Regions from separate parts of the Mus musculus genome. Here region 2 is linked to region 1. Evidence: chromatin loops called from intact Hi-C (ENCODE). Cell type or tissue: left cerebral cortex. All regions are shown on one strand.

What was found. A loop is a pair of places that touch in the nucleus more often than their neighbours do. Peaks named below come from ENCODE experiments on the same cell type or tissue, not always from the same donor. Only the 100,000 strongest peaks of a DNase experiment are listed, where the experiment ranks them.
Region 2: it touches region 1 in a loop (4-fold over the local background); 10 of 42 quality-filtered maps call a loop at or near these places.

Annotation. Positions count from the first base shown.
Region 1 is chr6:137,754,155-137,759,154 of GRCm38, reverse strand. Dera (deoxyribose-phosphate aldolase (putative)) reads right to left here and starts at 4,578. Exons shown (of 9, transcript NM_172733.1): 1 at 4,517-4,578. The coding sequence starts at 4,547. In left cerebral cortex, a CTCF peak has its summit at 2,662 (motif pointing left); DNase peaks (open chromatin) are centred at 2,626 and 4,623; H3K4me3 peaks cover 1,012 bases.
Region 2 is chr6:138,150,715-138,155,714 of GRCm38, reverse strand. It overlaps Mgst1 (microsomal glutathione S-transferase 1), which reads right to left. Exons shown (of 4, transcript NM_019946.5): 3 at 4,853-4,947. Among named protein-coding and RNA genes, the nearest start is that of Mgst1, 13 kb to the right of the region's middle. In left cerebral cortex, a CTCF peak has its summit at 2,397 (motif pointing right); a DNase peak (open chromatin) is centred at 2,404.

The sequences.
Region 1 (5,000 bases):
AGGGCAGCCATGCATACAGCCGCCCAGAGTCCACACAGGAGGGGAGAAGGGAGCTTCCCAGGCTCCTAGTCTCACACAAGCTCTTACAAACACAAAAATAAGAGACGATGACCTCGGGGAGCCAGAACCCCTGTTATCACAACTCACTTAACGAGCAGTCTAAGCCAGGCTTCCTATAATCCTAGCCCTTGAGAGGTGGAGGCAGGAGGATTAAGATTCAAGGTCACACTCACCTAAAAATGTTCTAAGCCAAACTATAATATGTCAGATCATTTCAGGGACTGGAGCAACAGCTTAGTGGTTAAGAGCACTGGTTGCTCTTCCAGAGGACCTGAGTTTGAGTCCCAGTACCCAGATGTCAGTTCACAACTGCATGTAACACCAGTCCCAGGGGAGACAAGGGCACCCAGGCACCCATGTGGTACATAAACGTACATGCAGACAAAACACCCATACACAAAAAAATAAATAAAATTAAAATTAAATTAATATTAAAAATTTTTAAAAATACCATCTCAGAAATACACACACACACACACACACACACACACACACACACACATATATATATATATATATATATATATATATATATATAACTTCATAAGTGCACAAAGGTAAAAGATGAATGGATATTCCATTTATAATCTTTTTTAAAAGGACTTTGAATTGGGCTGGTGGAGATGGCTCAGTGGTTAAAAGCACTGCCTGCCCTTGCAGAGGACCCAAGTTCTACTCCCAGCACCAAGAGCTCACAATGGTCTGAAGCGCCAGCTCCAGGAGAGGTGATAACTTCTTTCAGCTTCCAAGGATACCAGAATGTACATGGCATACAGACATATATGCAGGTAAACCACCCATATGCATAAAGCCCAAAACCAGCCACCTCAGAACACGATGAAGTTAGACCACAGCAAATGGGGGAAAGACACACTCACCACCTTTGTAAAATAAAAGCCAAGGGAATGTCATGCCCAGGGTGCCTGCTAGCAGGGTTTGGTTTCTCAACACCCTTCTTGCAGAAAGAGTGGACTTTGAGCTGCTTTGGCTTCATCCTTGTGTTCCTTTGTGCTACACCAAGATTATTCTTTGTTTTGAACACCCTCAACCATAGCTATATATGTACCACTTGTTACTAACAGTGTCTGTTAAACTGTCCCTGTTTCTTCACAATTAAGATCTGCTTGAAACTTTTCCCTTAACAGAAACAGTCTGACATGAAGTAAGACATTGGGAAAATGCTCCCCAGTACAAAATCCCCACTTTCCAGATACCTCTGACGAGGCACAAATTTGAAATGAAGTTGTTGCGCTGGCTCGCTTTATGCCAACTCGACATTAGCTAGAGTCATCCGAGAAGGGGGAACTGCAACTGGAGGAAAAATGCCTACACAAAGATCAGGACGGAGTCAGGCCTGAAGGGCATTTTCTTAATCAGTGACTGATGAGGGAGGTCCCAGCCTACCGTGGGTGGTGCCATCCCTGGGCTGGTGGTCCTGGGTTCTATAAGAAAGCAAGCTGAGCAAGCCAGAAGGCAGCATCCTCTCATGGCTCCTGACCCCTGCCCTAGTTAAGTGTCTGCTCAAGGCTTGCTTCAAAGACGAACAGGGAGGGAAATAAGCCCTTTCTCCCCCAACTTGTTTTTGCTCATAGTCTTTCCTCAGTTATAGAAATCCCAAGACAAAACCACCACCATAACTGTGAGATGCCTTTAAAAACAGATGTCAAGCCGGGCGTGGCGCCGCATGCCTTTTATCCCAGCACTTGGGAGGCAGAGGCAGGCGGATTTCTGAGTTTGAGGCCAGCCTGGTCTACAAAGTGAGTTCCAGGACAGCCAGGGCTACACAGAGAAACCCTGTCTCGAAAAACCAAAAAATAAATAAATAAATAAATACATAAAATAAAAACATAAAACCAGATGTCATCAAATGGCCTTTGACTGACATTCAAACCCAGAAAGGCAGGGCACTCATGGCTCCTGTCTACACACAGCTGCATGGACAGATTCGCCAAACAGTAAGTAAAGATGTATTCCACTGGTCCACATGTAAGGGCCTAGGTTACTTGGGGAACTGAAGAAAAAAAAACATGTTTATGGACATTTTAAGGAAAGGTCTAGAACATGTTGGTTGACAGACCCTGGAGGGATTAACAAACAACCAGCATGGTGGTTTCCTGAGTGTGCTCCAGAACCACCCAGACCCAGACGGTTGGACATCCACGTTCTGCTATTACAATCAGAGCATCCCTGTCTGGAAAGCCTCTTTTACACATCCCCTGCTGGGAGAAACTTTCCTTGCAGAGTTCTCATCCTAAAAATCAAGTTCAGGGCCAGCCAGATGGCTCAGTGGGCAAAGACAATTACTGCCACACTTAGACATCCTGAATTTGAATCTTGGCTGTCAAAAGGTAGAAGGTGAGATAACTGTGAAAGCTGCCCTCTGATCTCCAGAGGTGTGCATGCGCGTATTCCCACCCCCAGCACTAACACACACACACACACAAAGTAGACAAATACATTTGATTTTTAAAAGCTGTCTTAAAGGCTGATGAGATAGATGTCTCAGCAGTCAAGAGCTCTTCCAGAGGCCCTGAGTTCAACTCCCACATGGCAGCCATAGACCATCTGAAATCCAATCCCAGGGGATTGGATGCCCTCTTCTGGCCTCAACAGGCATTGCACGTGTAATGGTAAACAGACCGTGTACAGGCAAAATCTCACACATAAAATAAAAATAAAATGAAAAAAATTGTAAATAACAATGACTAATGAATTCTACAATCTCCCTGGTGATAACTGCATTTTCCTAAAAATTTTTTAATACAAATGTGTTTAAATAACGCTAATTTCTTTTTAAAAAGTAGTACTCATTAAAAACATTAAGATGTCTTTAATCAGCAAAAAACCACAAAACTCATCAATTAAAGCAATGTTGAAATTAATACAGAACAATTTTTTTCATAGTACATATATAATTCACGTGATTTACTTTAGCAGATTAGATTACAGCTGTGTCACGCCTAAGGATTAATACCACAGCACACAAAAACTCTTGCAATCTATGTGATTATAACAAGAACAGTAAGGAAAATATAATCTATACATGGAGGTGTGAGTGCACATTAACTATTACTCTAAATAGCAGCTGTTAATGTCTACACTGTTACTTTGCAACACGGGAAAGGTAGTGTTTTGATGGCTTTTTAAGAAAGCTCTTTCTATATAGTCCAGGCTAACCTGACACACAACTGATGCTGGGGTTACAGGTGTGTGCAATAGCACCCAGCCCAGGACTTACACTTTAAGAAAGTAAAAATGGCCGGACAGTGGTGGCGTACGCCTTTAATCCCAGCACTTGGGAGGCAGAGGCAGGTGGATTTCTGAGTTCCAGGCCAGCCTGGTCTATAGAGTGAGTTCCAGGACAGTGTAGAGCTACACAGAGAAACCTAGGGGCTGGGGGCGGGGGGGGGGGGGGGGAGTAAAATTGGCTTAATTGCATCTCCTGAAAGGAAAATTTGAAACTTTAAAAGAGCTGTTGGGGGGGGGGGGGAATTATGTTACATCCTCGACCTTGTACAAAGATGCAGACTAGCTTCATCTTCAGCCCTTAGTCCATCTTCCAGGGTCACTGCTAAAGTTTACACTGCAGGGATAAAGTGTAAGGCTCTGTTGGAGAGAGGGACTAAAGTGCCATTAACCTGGTACAGAGACTACCTGTCAAGCATGCAATTCTAAACACTTCTAAAGTCTAGACTGGCAAGTCCCTTCTGAAAAGAGTAACCCTGTGTATCACTCACAGCCACTCAAAATCAGTCCCTATGAAAAGAACTTAGTGCGCTCATTATCGTTGCTTATTCAACACTAAGTGCAGAGAAATATACCAGCGGCTCCAAGTATCCCCTCCTCACACTATCCAAACCACCTTCAGACAGAAGTAGCTTCCTAATAAATAACTACTTTACAGATGCCGGTATATAAGCACAGAGTGAGTAATTTACCCAAAATCACACACCTAAGAGGGTCCAGGATACAAAGCAAACAATCTATTATGCAAAGTTAAGTCATTGACATTTGGCTCAGTCACGTTTTTGCTACGTTTGAATTACAGACTTTTAATTTTTTTTCCCAGAAATATCTGAACTAGTATCAATAAGGTGAAAAATAGTTTTAAAAAGAACATTTTGTCTAAGCATTTAAAATCATTTTTAGCAGACGGCGATGACCACCAGCACAGCCAACTTTGGGAATGGCTACGTGAGTCCGGCAGTAAATGAATGGCACACAAGTACCCGGCAGGCTTTTCACTCGGGTTGGTTTACTGCGACCACAGAGCTACATAGTGCAAAGATCTAATTAACCCTTCCTTGCTTCCGCTTAAAGGGTTAAGACTGCATAGAGCCTGGCGACAGGGCTGTCCCCGAGTTCTGCCTCAGTTCAGGTCTCCGCCCTCCGGGGATCGCCCTGGGCACCCCCACCCCCAACCTGGCGAAGGGGAGCGCAACCCGCTGGCCCTTACCGAGCTCTGTGCCCCGGCAGTGAGCAGCCATTGTGGCCACCGCTGAAAGCCAACCCTTGCTCCAGGTCGCCACACGGGCCTGGCCTTCCTCCTTCCTGTCAAGTCCCCGCCCAGAGCCACGCCCCTTTTGCAACGCCCTACCAAAGCCACGCCTCTTCGGTCCTGTACCACTTAAACTTTTCTCCAGCTCCTGGGCTTGGAGCCCAGCCAGGTCATCACCCTACCTGTTCCCTGTCTTTCCAGGTCAGGCCTGTGACTTGAGCATTCCCCAGCTCCAGAAGTCTCCCAGACCATTTTTAAATGCTTACATGGCCAATTGAACTAGACAGAATCAGACTTAGGAACTTTAGCTGTAGGATCATGTGAGTGGCAGGACTGGATTCTTTCTTGCATGAGCGGAGCAATGTAGTCTTGGACCCGAATTGTGGGTAGTGTTCCAGAGCCCTCAGGGGACAGCCAAGGTAGTCTAGGAGCTAGAACGCGC
Region 2 (5,000 bases), 400 kb before region 1:
CACATCATTCATTTAAGTACAAGTATCACTTTTGCAATTCAAGTTTCTTTTGATAAAATTTTTTTCTTCGCAAATGAAGAATATTCTTTCTTTTATGATCTGTATCAGAACTCCTCCTTCACTTCAGAGTGTTTGTGTAGAAATTTCTTTATATAAAGCAGCATCAAATCTAGTGTTCTTTCATATCCAGATAAAACACAGAGCTATCCTCTGAGATATGGGAGATACCTCGCAGATCTCACACATTCTTTATTCAAACCACAGAATGAATGAGAGAAAAAGACAGAGGGAGAGAGAGAGAGAGAGAGAGAGAGAGAGAGAGATATTAAGGAAACAAGAAATGGAAGAATATCATTCCTTAAAGTTTATCTGTACACTATCATTAGAAGAAAAGAGAAAACTTATTTCAGTCAGAGTTTTCCCTCTGGCTTGTGGCACTGTAGGCTTTTCTGACTTGGAGTGTTATGAACAGTACCTCCACTGTTGACCTGAAAAGTTTTAAGTGACTAATTATCTAATGCAGTGTGCTTTATTAAGCACAGAATGAGCAACTGATAGACAACCCAGCCTAGAATTTGTTTGGTAGAGTCGGCAACTATTGCTACGCATCTCAGAACAGGAAGGCTTGTTTTCATGTTACCGCCATGTTCTGACATCATAAATGCACAATGACCTCTGAGTGGTAGCTCCTTTCCCTCTCTTCCTGCCTTCCCTAAGAGCTCAAGACAAAAAACCATGACAACATAAGGCTATAAGAGGCCTGGAGAATACCTAGACATGGGTATCCCACTTCTCCCATGAAACAAGCCAAGGGAATGGAGAGCTGATTCCTGCTTTGGTCCTCCTTAAATGCACTTGAGAGTGCACAGTAAATGCTGGTGTATAAAGATACCAATGGAAAGCCTCTGCCATCGCTCTTCAGAGACCATCAACTTACACTTTTTTTATATATTAAGACAAGTTGCCTCGTTGGACTGGAACTCACAGGGTTGGTTAGGTTGACTGGCCAGTGAGCCCCAGGGATCTACCTATGTCTGTCTCCCCAACGCTGGGACCATGAGCTTGCTCCACCCCTCCCAGCTTGCTTGCAGGACAAGCAGTTCACTGAGTAAGCCATCTCCCCAGCCCTTCACCTCCATTTCAGAGTATACCAGGGGTTTCCTTCCCAACTTCCTCCCAGGAAACTTTCTGCCTAGTTTGATTCCCCATGCCCCATGCTCTGGAAGACCTTCCCACACCCTCTGGAGGCCACACTCTCATTTAAGACCCTCGTGGTTTTTAGCACCCTCCTGACCTGGACTGTAGTTGCCCTGATCGTTTTAAATGAATTATCAAGGCATGACCAACTATGATGTGTGTGAAGGGTGTCCAACCACATTTCCCTGATGCCCTCTGCTCAGACAGGACTCTGGTTCCAAGTAAGAATACAGTGGAGTGGTTAATTCTTACAAGGTTAATTTCTCAAATTAATGTAACTTCTCATCATTTCTTCCTTCATGAAATATTTCTAAAGGCCACAGGGACATGATCCTGTATGCCACCACCCCATCACAGGCACAGACTACTCCCCATGTATTCTCTGATTACTACACATATGCTGATCTCATATCTTCTTTGAAGATCTTTGATCTCATCCCAAGGAAGGTAGGGGCAAGATAAGAACCTTCCAGTGGCTGCTTTGTTCATTAACTGGGGCCACAGAGGTCTTGTTGACCTCTAACCCACAGCTCAGTTTCTTGACAGAATTCGCACTCTGGTCACACAGCATCCACAGAACACTCTGCAGGAAGGGTGCTCTCCACCTCTGAAGATGGTGTTTTATAGAGTCCTTGTGTTTCCTTAAAACCAAACCCAAGTTCTTTAGAACAACCCATTTTATTTTCTAGCCTTCATGATTACCTCGTTTATCTTGTGATACTGTGGTCTTGAATTCCTCTTAGAATAAGGTGAAATAGGATTAAGTAAATAAGTCAATGTCTAGTCTTGTCCAATTACAACTGGTTTGATCCCAGGTAACTGGCCCTGAGTTACATTTCTTTACATGTCAACACATACTACATTAAGTTCAGAGCTAATTGCCCTCTATGTACATGTATTAATTTTCTGAATACCTTCAAGGACAGCTTCCATTTCATGTGTAGCCACAATCAGGCCCTGCCATTTGATTATGGAAATAGCAACAGGTTTTAAATTGATGTAGAAAGAATGAAGAGGAAAGTCTAACAAAAAAATAGAAAAAGAAGATTCTGTAATTTTCTTTTGAAATTATTTTACGTGTATGCTATTGGTATTTTATTTGATTCTCAAATTTTCAGAAACATGTGGCTGAAAATAGGTTCGTTGGCCCTTCTGTAGAAGGTTGCCTATTGCTACACTGGAAGTTCAGATTCTGACCACCAGGGGGCGCGCTGCACACTGGCCTTAGGTACCCAGGCTAAAGCATTAAACATCAGCAACACTTATTTGTAGTCCGAAAAGAAGAGCATCAGACTAGATTATAGATTTCTCCTCTAGAAGTACCCACAGGAGGGTAAGGATGGCAGACAGGATAAATGGTAAAGAGAATCTGATCTCTCTAAATAAAATTGCTTTTTAAAGCTTCTGTGTAGAAGGCTTGAATGTTCCTCTCCATCTTGCTAATGATGTCACCATGATGTTGTTAATGTTTTCTAGCCCTAGTCAATGCTATGAGTAGAAAGTCGTGATTAGCATCAACCATGCAACTGTCTGTTGTCAAAGAGCAACTAAGAAAGGCCAGATAAAGCTTTAAAATGGTTTAATGCCTCCAAAGTTCCCGACACCTCTCTCTAAGCTTGACTCTCATCATAACACTTGACACAATATGAGGTTTTCACATTGGATCTTCTGTTCTGAAACTATTTCGTATGCATATATTTAGCACAGCCCCTTTTGAGGACTGGCTTGCATAAGAGGACTGATCCCAGCACGAAACCTGTAGAGCCAGAAGTGAGCATTTTCAAGTATCAAGCGCTCACTTCCTCTCCAGAGAAAAATATTGTTACTGGATAAATGTCTGCAGTGCACAGTAAAGACCCCCAGATGCCTCAACAGACTCCATTCTCTTGCTGTCCATAGTGTTTCAATTGATTTGTTGGAAGAATTGAGGGGTGAGTTGATTTTACATCCAGTATAACAAGACGCAAACGTAGGAAGCCTGCATGGATATATGAACACAGGCCCGGGATCATCTGGAGACATAAGCCCCATGGCTGGAGAGACTCTAGATTTCCTGAGAGCCTCTGAGACTTTCCCAGAGAAGCAAGAAGAGACGATGCTCATACGATCTAGAGCGTTTATCTGACATCCCATTTGCAGGAGGAAAACTCCTTGCTCTCTATTTCATTGCCTCGCTCAGCAAACTGAGGCGATCTCTCCAAGTGTCTGTTACATTTACGTTTTTCAGTCTCCATCACAGGACTGCTTAGTGTCTATAACGTGACCCTGATGCATTATAGTTCTGTAACATCACAAGCTCAAATACGACTGGAATGGTTCAGCTCATATGAGCACAAGAAAATGGTAACTGGGAAGACAGCATGTAGCTATTCCACCTGTTATGGAAAGGGGGCAACTATTACTTAAATTTCACATTAGATATCTGTATAAAAACTTGGCACACTATGTGACTTTATGACAAAGATTAAGAACATACTTTCAGACCTATAGTCACAGGTGCCTTGGAAATAAGAATATTAATGGTACTGCTGAGCTGTGTGGGTGAAATCTGGTTTATCTTTCCTTAGTACCTGTTGGATTAGCAACATACTAAGTGTGAAAGCTACAAATGACATTCAGAGGCAAAAAGATATAGATAGATGATAGATAAATAGATAGACAGACAGATAGATAGATAGGATGGATAGATGACAGATGGATAGAAAGATAGAGGATAGATAGATACATACATACATAGATGAATAGATAGATAGATATAGATAGATAGAGGATAGATAGATAGATAGATAGATAGATGATAGATTGATGGAATGATAGATAGATAGATAGATAGATAGATAGATAGATAGATAGATAGATAGATAGGATAGATAGATGATAGATGGATGATAGATGGAATGATAGATAGATAGATAGATAGATAGATAGATAGATAGATAGATAGATAGAGGATGATAGATAGATAGATAGATAGATAGATAGATAGATAGAGGATGATAGATAGATAGATAGATAGATAGATAGATAGATAGATAGATAGATAGATAGATAGATAGAGGATGATAGATAGATAGATAGATAGATAGATAGATAGATAGATAGATAGATAGATGATAGATAGATGATAGATAGATAGATGGAATGATAGATAGATAAATAAATAGATAGATAGATAGATAGATAGATAGACAGACAGACAGACAGACAGACAGACAGACAGATTAAAAAAGCAGAAAAAAAGCAGAAGGAAGAGTTCCCATTTCTCTGAAAGGTTTCAACTTTCACATTTTAACTCTTCTGCAAAAGATCTTTGATGTTTTATGTGAACTGACCATCTGAATTTGAGAGAAAAATAACATAGCTGCAAGAATCTAATGCCTGTGCTCTGTCTCCTGCATACTATTATCTTTATGTATCTATAAACAGAGTACAGCCACTGACCCCAATAAAGTCTAGAACTGCAACAAAATTGCTGACAAGAGTCACTGTAACCCCATGTGGAGAACTCTATGTATCTAATTTGCTGGAGTTGTTACACCTACTACAGAGATTAAGTGGATCATCCCCCCTCCCCCAGTCTCTAAGATCCTGAGATCCTGGCTGGACTCCATGAGCATGATTCTTGAGTGAGGAATTTCCAGAGACACTGGTTTACCTGCGCACGCGTTCCACCTTCTCGTCAGTGCGAACAAACTTCTTGGCATTCTCTCCCTTGCCAAAGCCAGCGCAGTCTTCTGGGTTGGCAAAAACCTATTCCAAATACGAAAAAGAAGAACAACCAAAAAATTCACTTGTGCTGGGGA